Linked DNA regions of Mus musculus: region 1 is linked to region 2. Evidence: chromatin loops called from intact Hi-C (ENCODE). Cell type or tissue: gastrocnemius. All regions are shown on one strand. Region 1 overlaps Lhfpl2 (lipoma HMGIC fusion partner-like 2). Region 2 overlaps Lhfpl2 (lipoma HMGIC fusion partner-like 2).

Region 1 (8,000 bases), 63 kb after region 2:
TGAAGCTTAAGAGTTCTCACAATGATGTCTGCCTGCCCAAGGAAAAAAAGGCAAAGAATGTGGGGTTCAGAGACCCAGGCCCAAAGCCCCAGATACTCAAGGGCTGAACAGGAATGCTAACACCACAAGTTCAAGACCAGCCTTGGCAACATGCACAGGGAAAATAAACCCCAAGGAAAATGGATTTGCGGATCCCTGAGGACGTCCCACACGCACAGAGCAGATCAGGAGAGAGTGGCAGTGGACATTTAATCTAAAGTTAAAGTCAGAGAAGTTAGAGAAGCCAATGGCTCCGGGCACAGGCGGAATTCAGCAAGTCACTAAGGTAAGTTCCTAAATCTTTCTGGGTGGACCTGTATACACCTGCAATCTCACCTCTGAGGAGCCTGAGTCAGGAGGACAGAAAGCCTCAGGCCAGCTTCAAGTACAAGAGAGCTAGTCTCAAAAATAATAAACAAGAATCAGGAGAGGTGGCTCAGTGGTTAAAGGCATTTGCTGCTCCTGCAGAGGACCAGAGTTCCACTCTCAGCACCTACACAGCAGCTCACAACCATCCATAGCAATAGCTCCAATTCCAGGGGATCCAACACTCTCTTTTGATGTCTGTGGGCATCAGACATACGTATGGTAGCATATAAATACCTTCACGCAAAACACTCATGCACATAAAATGATTTTTTGAAAGAATTAAAAAATAAACAAATAAAATTCCAAAACCTTTACCCTAAAAATGGAATGTGGAAAAACTCATGAAGTTCTCAAAATTACCAACACACATAAAAATAAAAACCGGGGCTTTTACCGCTTGAATTCCTCTCTGCTAAGCACCTTCCACAGCTTTCTGTTTCCACGGCTGAGAAAACCTCCGCGTTCTTTGGTGCGAGTGTTCGCTAGCCCTGGAAGTTTGTCTCTTTTGAGGTCAGTGGGAGGCAGGCAGATGGGCCAGCCACTATGCAGTAGGAGGAAGATCTGGATGTAATTTGCAGAAGGAGAAGCCAATGGCTCCAGGCTCAGGGGGAATTCAGCAAAGTCACCAAAAGCTATGTTCACTGTGGTTTGGCATCCCACAAAGAACCTTTTCTTTGACTTTTCAATTTTTATCATTCTAGGCTCATACTGGAGCCAGATGATTCTACTGGCTTCTTCCAGACAATCTGCTTAACTCTGTAGAGTCAAGAGTGTCCAGTAGCCCAGATCTAAACATCCTTGCGGTACAACAGTTGCGCGTGGATCGTGTTTCTACACCGAATCGTGGCCGTTTGGTGGCTTCTCTGGGCTTTAGCCAGCCAATTGCCTTCTTCACGCCATCCTCTGAAGAGAACACATGCTGTTTTCTACAAGGAGAACTTCTCTGATTGTATCCCTCCCATTTACCCCTCGACCTGCAGACGCAGTACTACCACACAAGGCAGGAGTCACCACAGAGCTCAGCATTTAACATCAATGGCCGCAAACAAAGGACTGACTATTCTTCTGATCTCCTGAGATATGAGTACTAACCTGAGTGGTTAATAAATCTGGAACACTGCGAAAGACCATTTTGGTCGCCCTCCAAGCAGACTTACTTAAGCGACCTAATTTTTATGTTCCACTTTGAAGATCTCCTCGACAGAAATTCCACAATTTCCACGAGTTGCTTAACTCATGGTTTCATTTCTTTTGGCATCAATGGGGACTGTTTTAGCTTTTTTTTTTTTTAAGTGAAATGAGAAAGAGATTTCCAGATGGAGTTAGGTGGAATGGTGTCAGAAGCCACGCACCCGAAAGTCCCCTGGAAGACGCTTTCCAGACAAACAGGGCATCGCCTTAACGCCGGCTCTCTTGATAGACAGCCAGGAGGTAGCCTATGCCCTCAACGGCAGGTCCACAGAAGGTGCCTGGATTCCCAAGAGCACACATGCTGCTGGCTCCAAGGCAGGTCTGCGATGAATCTGCACTGAAAATCTAAGTTCACAAACTCAATGACACCACAGCTGCTGGGGAGCAAGTGTGCAATAAAGACGTGTGTTCTGGTCACTAGAGACGATCTTCTCTGGGTCTTCCAAATTTCTCAAATAAAGAAAGAAACCTGGGGGGAGGGTTATATCCTTTCCTACTTTAATAGTTTCTGTTCCCTAAGAGTATTATATTGCGTTTTCTGACATTCTTTTAAAGAAGAACTTCCCACCATGCTACAACCCTTCTGGAGACTTTGCCCTCGGCTTTCTGGAATTCTTCAATGAAACTCGAAAGCCATGTTTACCTGACCCCCAATGCTACCCTAATGAAACCTCTGTTTTTCGTTCTTTGAACTCTTCTCCCCCTCTTTCCTTATCATGCCCTCTGGGAAGGAAAGGCAAGTACAGGGGTTGGCTGGACCTCAACTGGTAAATACCAGCAAAACTGAGTTTGAACAGTTTCTCAGAACTTGGACAGAGTCACAAAGATATGAATTATGCTCCCTTCTCCGGCACGGCTGCTGCGTTTCACCTGCAGAAAGAATCAATTAAAGATAGGACACGCCAGCACATTGATTTTATTTCTCTCTCACAAGCAAAACCAAGATATCAATCACAAGAAGAATAAGAACTAACAGATTCTCATTTTTTTTTTTTAATTTTTAAAGACAGAGCAGAAAGAACCTTAGGCTGCAGAGATAGCCCACTGGGTAAAGTACTTGGCCCATAAGCATGAAGGACAGTGTTCAGGTCCCTGGTATACACAGAAAGCCAGATGGGGCTTTCTCTCTCTCTCTCTCTCTCTCTCTCTCTCTCTCTCTCTCTCTCTCTCTCTCACACACACACACACACACACACAGAGAGAGAAATATACTAGGGGTGGGGGTGTGTTCTAAGAAGCAAGGAGAAGCAAGGCTGGTTTTCTGCCAAGAGTCTGAGAGACGCTGGTTTACGATTTTGCTGCCTGGGATCCTTGAGGAAGTTTAGTTGATAATTTCCTTTCCTTGCCAGAGAGAATATTCTGTTGTGGGGAGTTTTAATTTGTTTTTCAGTTTCACTTAAAATGGTTGAATTGAACTACGTTTAGGAAGATCCGAGAGGGAGGAGTTGTGCAATGAGCATGGTTAAAAAAATAAAAGTCCCTTCTAGGCATGTAAAAATAGCTTAGTCTGGAATCCCACTACACCCAAGGCTGTACCTGATAGCCAGAACCTAGTGACATGTGCACTCAGGATAACCAGACAGAGTCTTAGAACCCCACTGGACAGTATATAAGCTGAGACCAAGAGCATCGCTCTGCTCTGCACATCTGGAGAGGCACCACCTTGACCCGCCCTGCGGCCGGACAGTCTCCCCGGGATCCCGACTCTTGAACCAGAGACTTCTCTTACAGACTGAATCTGACCTTCAGCTAAGCTATGCCACATGGGTGAGCAGCTTTGAGGAGATGGGCTTAGGATTGAGGTTGGGAATTTAGAGTGTGAAGCTTGTGTGCTGACCCTCACCGTAATAAAATATAACCTTTCTTATACCATCTGTATCTACCTTCTTGGTCCAGACAAAGTGTGAATGGGAGAAAGGGGGTGGGGCGGGGGAGACAGAGAGACAAACACACCATTCTTATCTCAGTATCTCAAAAGAGCTTCTGACTGGGGACATGTGCTTGCCCCTGGCAAAAGATCAAGGAGAGAGAAGTCCTGGAAGTGTCTGCCTAGAGTCTGAAAGCGCCTCCAGTTCCATTCCTCTCTATTTGAAAGTCTGGGTGCCCAGCAGCGGGCTTGCTCCCAAAAACCTGTCCTATCACGCGTGATCTACCAACACATGTGTGCACGTTTCGGGGAGTGGCTCATGCCCCCAGCCCCACTGCCTGCTCCTAGAAGCTATAAGGGGGAGGGGACACATATTCATCAAGAAGATACTTCTGAGAAAGTATATTCTTATGTTTTTCAAATCTCATATAATTTCTTCCACCTTTTGGAATCTGATTCTGCAAAAGAGACAGATGAGAACTGTCTTCCACCAAAGCAAGATGCCCTTCCGCCCGTGGCCTAGAAAGTGAGACAAGTTTGGTAGTTTTGCTGTTTGCCATAGCTTTGTGCTTTTCCTGCGGTATGGCCTCTGGCTATGGTCAGGTAACAATCAGAAAGATACACATACTGCAGTGCCCACTACCAAATCCTGACTCTGTGTTGACAAAGGGCCTGACTGCCTGATCAGAGCCAAGAAAGCAGTGCCTCGAAATTCCATTTACCGAGAAAACCTTTCCATTATGCTCCAGCCCAGACCTTTAAATAAAGCCTATAAGGGGATCTTTAGAAGGAAAAACAAATGAATTCCTGGAGCTTCCTCATCCTTCATCACGAATCAGAAGCTAAAGGTTGGGAGATAGCTATGGTGGAGGGAGTCATGGCTTAGCAGTAATATGAAGTACATACATCAACAAATGAGCCACTAGCTCAATTCAGACTAGAGTCTTCTTAGCCTGGAGCTACTTTTATAAGCAGGGCCCAGGATTAAAATAAGGGAACTATTTCGTTCCCACTCAAAGCCTTCTTGGTGATTACGTAGTGACTGTTAGAAGCAGCGGTGGTGCCTTTAATCTCAGCGCTTGGGAGTCAGAAGGAAGGGGAATCTCTGAGCTCAAGGCCAGCCCTTCTTGAGAAAGCCTATCTTGAAAACCAAAAAGACAACCAATTCAAAAAAGGAGTGACTTTGAAAATGTTGTCTTCATTGTGTGTTCATGCCCACATGATGAAAAGGACCTTTGGCACCGTACACCATCAGAGGTCAGAGCACCACACTGTAGAGTTGGTTTCTCTCCGTCCATCTTTATATGCGTTCTAAAGACTGAACTTGGGTTGTCGCGGTCACACAGCAACGCCATTTGCTGGGCAAAGGCAAAAAAAATGATCTGTAAACAGGGTTTTGCTCCTAGATGATAAATAAGTCTTTATTCTTACTCCAGGATGAAATCATCTCGTATCAGTGCTATTTGTAAATATATTTCTAAATAATACTTCTAAACTCCAAACTCCAAATATCAGTTGGGGAGAAGGGTTTGTGGTTTTCACAGATTCTCGATTAAAATGAAAAGAACAGAAGCCTCCTGTGGCTTTTGTCCAGTTCCCCATAGAAGGTACTGGAGAAAGAAAGTCAGCTACAAGGGAGTAACTTCTCAAGGGAGACCAAGGGGAACCGAGCACCAGCTTTGCTGGGAAGTCTATCCTACCCATAATCAAGTAAAGGATGAGCCTTTGGCACTGAGTACCCGTGTGCTCTCTCCCTGTTACAGGAAACACAGACAGATGCTTCTGCCCAAGTGATACAGAGGGACCTAGGTACATGGCTCCACTACAGTTCAGTTGTCAGAGCACTTCCTTAGCATGGATGAAATCTGAGTTTCAATTGCTAGTATCATATAAACAGCCATGGCAAATACCTACAGTCCTAGCACTTGGGAGGTAGAGGCAGGATGATCAGAAGTTCAAGGTCACCCCCTGCTATGTAATAAGTTTGAGCCATGAGATACAGGAGAGTTCCCCCTCCCCACCCACCCCACCCCACACCCCCCCAAAAAAGAAAATAAAAAGTATTTGAGGTCAGCAAGATGGATTGGTGGGTAAAGCGCTTGCCGCCTAACTTAACAACCTGAGTTGGCTTTCCAGGACTCATGCGGTAGAAAGAGAACTCCCACAAGTTGTCCTCTGATCTCCACATGCTTGGCATGATTCGTGCATCTGCACACACACACACACACACACACACACACACACACAATTTTAACACGTTGAAGTACTTGATTCTGCTGGGGGTGTGCATATTTATATATCTTCAGATGCTGATTCAAAGGGCTCACTCTAGAGAGGCTGTGGGATACGCTGACCTTTAGAAGATACGGAGTCAGTGCGAGCCATAGGTCCAGCAAGTCAACGTGAGCCATAGGTCCAGCAAGTCAGCGTGAGCCATAGGTCCAGCTGCTTCCAGTCTTTGAGGGGGTGGAATGACCTTGAAAGTTTAAACTGGAGTATGTGGAACAAATAGGAAACAGATGATGAGTGAGGCCCAAAAGTTGCTGCTCTTCCTGGAAACTACTGCTCAGGAAGCTACAGAGCGTGTGTGTAGCAGAAGAGGCTGTGTCCATTAGGGATGTCACTCAGCATTCCCAAGAGTTCAGGTGGACAGAAAATTCCATGTTTTAAAACTTCAAGGCCACTGAAAACCAACGTAGCATTGATCACCATACCAAGCCCTTCCCTGCCCTCCTTGTCACCATCACTGAGCACTGACTAAGAGCCCTTACTAGGTACCAGGCACTGCACTAAGCACCTACAGCATTCTTTCTGTGGACCATGCACAGAAGTATTACAAGCAGAGCTATTTTATAGGTGGAGGCACTGTGGGCGGGAGAGTAGTTTGGCCAAAGGCATGCAGACAAGAAGCTTTATAGCTCACTCTCATGCTTAGACCTGGTGGTCTGAGGCCATAGAACCTCAGGGCTTAACGAGGAAGGAGAAATAAAGCCATGTTTTACCTTTTAAAAAGATTTGGGACTGAAGAACAGCATCAGTCCTGTAGTTCAGATTCTTGAGTTTAAGCAACAAATTTTTCACTTTGATGTGTGAATATAATCACATGACCCTACTTAGATCAGCACCTAGGTCCCACACTGGATCAACCACCCCCCCCCCCCTTCACACTCTCTTCCCTTGGGCAGGATATTTTTGTCTTGTCTAATAAGGGGATGGTCACTGGGCCACCTCACGGGGCAGCTCTAACATGTGATTTCACAGTGGCACAGCAGTCTACACACGCTGACGACAGTTGCCACTTGATGCTATCCCGCCAGAGTTGCGAGCTCTCTCGCCTTCGGAGAGCTGCCGTCCAGAAGCACACAGACAGAGAGAGTGAGGAGTGCTCAAGTCGAGGGGGACATGGTCACACACAGCTCACACCTCACAGACTTGTCCCTCCCTCTGCCCTTTGTTACAGCTGTCAGTAAGTCTTGCCAACTCACAGCTGTGTCTGTGATGATGTGAGTGACCACTGGACATGGCACAAGTGTCCTACCGGTGCTTCTGGGGAAGGCTGGAACAAAGCCCTATTACATTTGGCCACACAGCATCAGCATCAGAAGCTTTCATGTTTTATGGGGTGACCTCCCCCACTATTCAACTTAGGGTCTTCCTGCTTATTCACCTGGCATACATGGTACTTCCTAAACAAAGCTCTGGAAAAGGGCATCTCAATACAACAAGAACAGGAACGCTCTTTTTCTACAATACTAACACTTAGAATATTCTTTTAAATTCTTTTTTGCTGCCTAATAGGGACTGAATGGCTTTTAAACTCAATAAGGTCATTTCTATGTGGTGGGAAGAAAGCCGCCAGCTGTCACTTCCGTAACAAGCAACGCTGGGTGATCTCGACCACTCCGTTCAACCTTGACCTTTCTTATTAGCAATCAAAGGATCTCTAATAGTCATCTAAAGTTCTTGACATAGGAATTTTAAGAAGCACATATAAAACAAGACCAGCCTGAAAATCTTGAACTTTGTGAGCAATATACCAAATTAAAATAAATGGTCTTCTTCATGGTCGGTTAAAGTTGTTCACAAAGTCTTGCTTTCTTTCTTCTGCTGGCATGGTAATCCTTGTTGGCAAGGAAGTCAATCAAATCCTTCTTAGTAAGTAGGTCAAACGATGCCAGCAAGCCTTTGGGAAATAATCCCATATTAAAGGGCCTATAGGCCAAGAAGAAATGAAACAGAAAAATAGCAACAGAAAAGACCAGTACCTCTAAATATTTACTTCTGTCTGTGTGTTCCTTATCCCTAGTACTAAATGAGATCGACTCAGGCCCTCGTGAGTCCAAAATGTCTCTCGCCCACAGGTAAGCCACCCTGCAGGTGACGGTGGGTATTTACCTCCACAGCTGCTCTGGAGCCTTCGGGGATCTCATTAATTCCTCTGACAGCGGTTTGCCAAGGGCATGGTCACAGACATCCCCAGCGGCAGAACCACATTATCCCGGGAGGCCACTGGGCAATACTTTGCCTCTCATTT
Region 2 (8,000 bases):
CTCCCACCCTACCCTCCCAGCTTGGCAAAGAGGCTGATGAAAATGAGGCAAGGTCAGGGTCCTTACTCACCTTGCACCTTATTATTATATTACAATAATGTCGAACACGGATGTAAATAGTCAAGAATAGGCAAGGAACAGCTAGCTGTAAACCCAACACCAGATTCAACATTTTTTTGCTAACATTCTCCCTTATTTTTTCCTATCCTATGTATGTAAAGCATGCATACACTTTTTCTTTGAGCCATCTGCAAATGATGTGTCTAATAATTTATCCTTAAATGCTTTAGCACAGACCTCCTAAAATAAGGGCATTTCCTCGCATAGCTACAAGACAATCAATGCACTCAAGAAAACAGCCTATTCATATCCAACGCCTCATCCACACTTTGCCAAGCCTGCTCCATTTTTAGTTTGTTTTCCCTTCTTAAAGTTGTGACTCCATTGAGGCTCGTGAATTGCATTTGGTTAGTTTCTAGATAAGGGCTGTCTGTCTTTCCTCCCTAACTACCCACCCACTCCCACGTCCCCTGAAGACGCTAGGACAGTCATCTTACTGAGTACCCAACCACCTGGGGTTTTTGACTCTTTCTTCTAGTCACTTACGTTTGTTTTCCACTGTCTGTGTCACAGAGATGGATGCTCACTGCAAGTTCAGTGTGCGCATTTCCCATGAGCATCTTTTGGAGGTGATGCGTTTAATCCCCGTTGCTTATCTGGGAGGGCATTACTCAGACCTCAGGACCAGCACAACTTTATGCATATCCATTTCACATAAACTCAGACACACACAACAAGCACACTGTGCCCAGGGTTCTCTCTAGCTGATATGGAACTCCAATCCTTAAAAAGATGTGGGAGATGGCTCCTCGGGTTTGAGAGAGCCCTCGCTCGGCGAGTCCTGTGGCTGAGGTTGGGAAGTTCTAGTCTAAGAGATGCCACTTTGAAGCTAGGAGGGAGGTGTCTTCTCAGCAATGAGATCTGACTCTCCTTGTAACACAATCGTGTTTTGTTGATAACCTATACAAATTTAAAAAGATCAGCAGACTGAAGAAGGGAGATAAACTCCAAGTGGGGAATTTACTTGAATGGAGAAGACACTTGCTATACAGAGAAAAGCTTTCCTGTAACCAGGAAGGTCATAGCTTAACATCAGCCTGGAGACCCCAGGCCATCCAGAGAATCTACTGGAAAAGGACAAACTTGGTGTCCTCTGACATTGCTCTCTGGCCCTCAGCAAGCAATACCACACTGGGAGAAGGGCATACATACCACATGACAGGGTGGTGCAGTGCTTTTCAAAGCTTCATACACAGACCTCAGACCAGCTCAGTTCTGCCAATCAAAAGCTGTGGTCTCAGACAGGCTGTTTGTATTTAGCCTCTGCACGTCTGGCTTCCTCATCCCCCAGAATAGAACAGTGCCCTGCTCCCCACGGCTGCAGCGAGGAATAAGATGTGGGCATCTGGACAATGACCAGCACATCATCCAAGCCACAGAGCCAGCTATTACTCACTGCTACCATGGGATTAGCATAACGCTTGGGGCACAGGGAGTACTCACAAATAGCAGCTTGGGTGGGTAGCGATCCCTTTGTTCCACATCCTACTGAGGCTACAGGGTTCCCCAGTATCCAGTTCTGTGATACGACCAGAGGATGATGAAAAGAAAAAACTCTAGAAAGTGGCAAAGGAAGGCGAGGACTGACAGATCACTGGGGCAAAAGGAAGAGGCCCCAGGTCAGAGCTCTGGTAAAATGGATGGCCCAGTCTTAGCTGAGGAACCTGCTTAGCGCAGACTCTGTAAGGATGCTCCCGGCTCCAGCTTTGGTCTCTGAGGGACTGAAGATGGATGGGTCCTGTGACCTAACTTGAGGCACCAATCACTCCCAGCTTTATAGAAAAGAAATACCATGTAGGTTTCAAAGCACAAAGCTTAGGTAATTTACACTGAAAATACCAAAAGGATGCTTTTCTGCTGGTAAACTCCAAGTATGGAAGAATAAAATATTAAATTAACAATATAAGCTCCAAACATCAGTCAATTTACTACCTTGATTTAGGGGGAGCACATCTAATGTACTTCGGACAAACTATTTGTTTCTTGGCCCATTTCTTCATTATTGCCATCTCCCCTAGACACAAGAACCCCCAAAAGGCTTAGCAAAATGGCCTTTATCCTCCAGGTCTTCTGTAAGCATGAGACAGTTGGATAAAACCAACTGCATGTGATTTTGCTTCTGAAAGTGAAGAAGACCCTCCTCTACCTTGAAGGACAGTCCCTGGCTCCTGCAGGGAGGTGCTGGGGGGACCTGCATCTCTAACCAGCGCCCACATTCTGTCTTAGTTTATGAAGACAAAGGGGTGTGACCCAGTGTGATCAGGACACAGCCAGCGGCCAGCCACCTGTTCTCTGTCCAACTCAGGATAGCTCCTAAGTTAATGGGAACAAGGGATTCCATCCGCAGAGCAGCTGTTCTCCAGCAAATCCTGGGACAGCGAGGGACTTCCCTGATCCCTGGGGACCTTTCCCCACAAGCACAAGCACAGCACAGCCTCCATCTCTAAGGCCAATGGCTGCTGTTGTCTGCAGATCTTAAAAGATACGACCAGAGGTGGCTTCTCAAGTTCTTGCTCTGATGGCCCCATAAAACATACAGGTTACAGAAAAATGGGTGTCCTGACTGTTGAAGGGTCAAATGGCCCAGCCAGTGCTGTGTTCTTTGAGCTGAAGGTGCTCAGCACCTACCTCCTTTGGGCCAATGAAGTTTTTCAGCCCCTAGGACAAGCATCTCTTCCTCCATCTCTGATCCTCTGCAAAGAAGCTGACGCTGGGGTTCTCATCTTGCCTGGGGTGACTGTGCCCCACCCACCTACCCAGAGCTGTGATGTGTGCCAATGTCTAGATTCACTACTGCCTGTCACATCTTTTGTGAGAGAGGTGTATAGGCTACATGTTCTCAAGAACCACAGATGCTATCAGGTGTCTTACAAGGACAATAAAGAGTTGTCCTGTTCAGATGCCAGAGGTCTAGACCTAGAGAAGCCTCGCTTTGATAGCTTCCTACAATTTGACATGTATAGGGGTATTTAAAATAGATTTCTACCGTCGCCATACTGCATGTCAGTGGTATCCCCTGTTCGACAACCTGGATAGACACAATGTGTTTTTAGTTGGGTTTCTGAGTTTTTTAAAAAGTCCCTGCTAGTCAGGCAGTGGTGGCACACGCCTTTAATCCTAGCACTTGGGAGGCAGAGGCAGGCAGATTTCTGAGTTCGAGGCCAGCTTGGTTTACAGAGTGAGTTCCAGGACAGCCAGGGCTATACAGAGAAACCCTGTCTCGGAAAAAAAAAAAAGTCCCTGCTAGTCTGTTTGTTTGAGAAACGGGTTGGCAAGAGGGTAGAAACCAGACAGGACTGTCAAGGACCAGGGCTATGCACCCCGCTTCTGCTTTCCCTGGGTCACACATTAGAGTTAGCTTTTGTTTTCAGTAATCACTATTCTGCAAATGGAAAAATGGAGCTTCCCCCATGCCAAGCATGGGTCATACTCCAATAATCCCAGCACTCAGGAGACTGAGACAGAAGATAATGAACCTGAGACCACTCCAGACATGGACGGACGGATAGACAGACACACAGACACACACAGGTGTTCCTAGGTCTATCATGGAAGATCACCTGCATATTTTAAACTTCCTCTTCTCTTTTCTACATCTGCCCATTTAAACTCTTAAGAAGGTAGCTCTTCCTCAGGGGTTTGGCTGCTGTGTCTGTCAGAGAGCAGAAGTGACTGAGCCAACCAGCCTTCCTGGCAGATATTTGGGCATGACTGGGCTAGGGGCCTCTGCACTGCTTCTATGGGCCCAAAGCTACTTTTGGTTTGTTAATGAAGTGAAAAGTTATTTCCCAGAGTTGCCTTTCGAATGCCCTCATTTTATATCATTTTAAACCATAGGTAGTTTTCTAATTAATAATGTATTCTGTGTCGGGTCTGGGTCCTAATGAGGGCCCAGGTGTCATTCCAGGATCAATAGGAAAGAAACAGAAAAAAAAAAAAAAAGGTCACAAGGACAGGGAGAGCGAGAACTCAGGGATCAACTCTGGGGCACAGCAGAGGGGATGCTCCATGCACCCCGTTCAAGCTGCTGCAGTCCAGAGCACATGATCCCAAGAGAGCAGACCAGTGGCTCTTCTAAGGGACAGCGGGGCATCTCTGTGCCCAGAGAACCCTGACATCATCTGCACAGCAACTGCAGGCTCTTCTGACCCCTGCTGTGTACAGGCAGAAAGAAATCCCACTTGCTCAGCCACAATGCCATCAGCCAGGGCCTGCCCAGTCACTTCACAAGCCCCAAACAAGGTAAGCAGAGAGGACTGTGCCATCTGTTGTTGCTGAGACGCTCACACAACTCCAGCGAATAGCAGAAAATCTAAGGATCAACTAGAACAAGAGCCGCTCCCACAGAAGATGACATTGTTGTCTTATGAAGTCCCAAATCTCCTGGGCACTGCATTTTCCCACCCCACTGACTGCATGGCTTTGCCCTTCTAACTTGAGGCACCAATCACTCCCAGCTATAGAGCTTACCAGCTTTCCCTTCCCTTTGCTGTGTCATCAGAGAGCCCTCCACTGCTGTGTCCCTTACAATTCAAGTCAAGGGAACAGCCACTCTCTATGAACTCTCGATGGTCACAAAACCAAACCTCGGCTGTACCCAGTGCTGAGATTTCAGGACCACAGCAAACGCCTTGACAGTCTGCCTGTCCTTCCATTCACCATTCTTCTGAGAGCTATTATCATCAGTGGATCACAGTTATAGGTACCTCCTGGCCCTGCAGTCAGGGCTATGACTAAGAAGCTGGCTTCTCGAACTCACAGGTAGGGGGCTGTGTGCTGGTCTCAAGGGCAAAAACCCCTCCCCTAGAGCAGCTCCAAAGACATCTCAGGGACCCATCTGGTACCAGGTGTCAGCATGGAACAAAACTGTAGGGCGTCCCAGAGGCTAGCCTCCAACATGAGCAGGCCAAGTCTTTCTAAGTATTGGGGACAACTGGGACAACTAACCGGGGGAGGTAAGAAGCCATCAAGGGCAGCAGCAAAGACAACTTAGATTACACAATGGGGAGACAGCCATAGGGCAGCATTCAAGAGAGTGACAAGCTGAGCCCGGGTAGGGATTAACTATGGCCACATGCCCCACGTCTCTACCTCCATCATAAAATCCTATCAATCCCTCTGAGAGGACAGCATCTGAGAGGTGTCTTCCATATGGTGACTTCATCAGTGTGATGGTTTGTATATCCTTGGACCAGGGAGTGGCACCATTTGAAGGTGTGGCCTTGTTGGAATAGGTGTGACCTGGTTGGAATGGGTGTGTCATTGTAGGTGTGGGTATAAGATCCTCACCCTAGTTGCCTGGAAGTCAGTCTTCCACTAGCAGCCTTTGGATGAAGTCATAGAACTCTCAGCTCCTCCTGCGTCATGCCTGACTGGATACTGCCATGTTCCCTCTTTGATGATAATGGACTGAACCTCTGAACTTGTAAGCCAGCCCCAATTAAATGTTGTTTTTTATAAGACTTGCCTTGGTCATGGTGTCTGTTTACAGCAGTAAAACCCTAACTAAGACAATCAGCTTACAAGGTTACTACACTGCCAACAACTTTAGTCTGGCCATTGTCTCCCCTTATACAGTCCTCTGTTTGCTTATGACAGTAACCTGATATAACTTTATCAGCTCAACACTACTAATAGAGAAAATGTTAGTTTGGATGCAAGCACAGATCCTTAAAAATTCTTCTCTTCCATCATCACTGCCGGACACAGGACAAAAGCCAGCTGAAGTAGTTAATGTGCGGCACAGCGTTAGGGCCCAGGTCCCTGGTGGCCATGAAAGAGGTCACAGGCATGAAAGAAATAGGCAGAAGTCTCTCTCTAAAGTAGTAAAGAAGGCCAGTGGTAGAGGCACTCGCCAGCCAGCACTTGGGAGACAGAGGCAGGTGGATCAAGGCCAGCCCGGTCTACAGAGTGAGTTCTAGGACAGCCAGGGCTACACAAAGAAACCCTGTCTCAAAAAACCAAAAGCAGAGTAGGGGGAAGGGAGAGTGGTAAAGAGGACAGACCCACAGCCATGACCCACAACTTCCAGTGGAAAGACCAGTTCACCCCAGCAGTTTCCTGGAAGGCAGAGGCAGCAGCAGCCTTCAACACAGCAGAGTCCTCAACCTGGGCCCCAGTAAAGTGAACATGCCAAACGTACCCCAGCGCCACCAGCCTCGCTGAGGTCACTTACAAACCCTGTGTGGGGGAGCACGTTCCTAATCATCAGCAAATAGGACCGGATGATGTAAGACACCCATATCCTTAAGGCCCCAGAGCTTAACAGATTTACTTAGGGACAATGCTAGTGGGTATTTACTTTTTCTTTAAAAAAAAAAAAACAACCGACCTTTGATTCTCTGTCTGAGGTCACTTCTGTTTCTCACCAGAAGGACAGAGCAGTAGTAGACTATGACAAAGTCACAGGCTAATGTCTAGTCTCAGCTCAGTTCCTGCTTCTAAGCATATAGCTGAAATGTTGTCTCTCCTTTACTTCTCATTAATATGGGCACCAGCTTTTTATCTCCAACAACACAAACTCCAGCCTCAGATCCGAGAGGCCTGCCTCGTAAGTCTCCACTGCCAAGGTCCAGCAAGCTCTGTGAAGTTTTGAAAAGAGCCCTCATCTTATGTGCTGAACACACGTGCAATAAAGAACAACACACATAGGGAGGTGTTTACATCTGAGGCCCGGTGCGCTTAGTTATGTACTGAAAGTCTCCTCTCGGCTAGTTCATTTCTGTCAGAGATTTAACACCAATAAAAACAATTCAGTGATCAGGTATAATGATATGGATGGAGATGCCATATTGGAATCTATGAGATATGCTCATTAAAATATATAGAACTATTCTAGGATGACAACTACATATATACAAATATTTGTGATGTACAGATGTATAAATATCATCCACACCTAGCTTATTAAACATGATATGTTTCAATAGTGATCCAACCTATCTAGCACTGAGAGCTACTAATCAAGTCATCAACAAAGAAAGTTTAAATTTTCTTTACTAACTAAAACAGAATCCCAGGATGGCTAGGATTCAATGTATTTTTTAAGAACAGATGATCTTTAAGAACCCTGAAAGGAGACCCTCTTTTTGAGAGAACACTACATTACATTGGAAACATGGCTCAGAAGTCTCAGGTACTTGCTGACCCAGAGCAATCCTTAAGCTCACACATTATCCTTGGCCTCCAACACTGGCTGGCCTAAGGGGCAGCCTAGGTGAAGTCACTGGAGGCTTGGAGTTCAAGAGTACTGTGGGACACTCAGCCCTCCCAGGCCCTCTTTGGAAACCTGCAATCGATATACTTGTTCAGATGGCTCAGTATCCTCTTTGTGGGAATAGGGGCCCTCTTATCACAGCCCCTAAGAACAATGAAGCATAGCAGGGGAAAGGTTTGCTGGGGAAGACGTGGGCAAAAGGGCCTTAGGCACAGTTCTCTAGTAGAGACACCTCCTGGTCCTGTCTCTTGGACACTGTACACTGGAAGGTCTGCAGAACAGGTAGGCAAAGAGGAAGCGAATCCCTTTGAAGTCACAGAGGTGGTATTATGGACTCACAGGGTTCCAGCAGGCTCAACCATCAGCTTTCTAGCACAATCCAGGGCAGAATAGACAGTACCCCAAGAAGTCACCTGCTCCCTATTCTAGTTAAAGTGCACGTGTGTATGTGTGTGTGTATGCGTGTGTGTTTTCTCATGCATGTGTGATCTTTTCACAAGCCAGGATCACCTGGGAAGAACAGATGAATGGAGAAAATGCCTCTAACCATTTAGGCAGGAGGTAAGTCTGCGGGGGGGGGGGGGTATTTTCTTGGCTGATGATTGATTGATGGGGTTCAGAACCCAGCCAACTGTGGGCAGTACCACCACTGGCCAGGTGGTCC

The links. Hi-C counts contacts between places; a loop is a spot of excess contacts. Peaks named below come from ENCODE experiments on the same cell type or tissue, not always from the same donor. Only the 100,000 strongest peaks of a DNase experiment are listed, where the experiment ranks them.
Region 1: a loop joins it to region 2, with 5 times the contacts of the local background. A loop is called at or near these places in 3 of 42 quality-filtered maps.

What each region holds. Positions count from the first base shown.
Region 1 is chr13:94,100,159-94,108,158 of GRCm38, reverse strand. All of the region lies in intron 1 of Lhfpl2 (lipoma HMGIC fusion partner-like 2), which reads right to left. Among named protein-coding and RNA genes, the nearest start is that of Lhfpl2, 46 kb to the right of the region's middle. In gastrocnemius, no CTCF peak of the experiment used is centred here; a DNase peak (open chromatin) is centred at 7,860; H3K4me3 peaks cover 1,357 bases; H3K27ac peaks cover 1,292 bases.
Region 2 is chr13:94,162,982-94,170,981 of GRCm38, reverse strand. All of the region lies in intron 2 of Lhfpl2 (lipoma HMGIC fusion partner-like 2), which reads right to left. Among named protein-coding and RNA genes, the nearest start is that of Lhfpl2, 110 kb to the right of the region's middle. In gastrocnemius, no CTCF peak of the experiment used is centred here; a DNase peak (open chromatin) is centred at 4,303.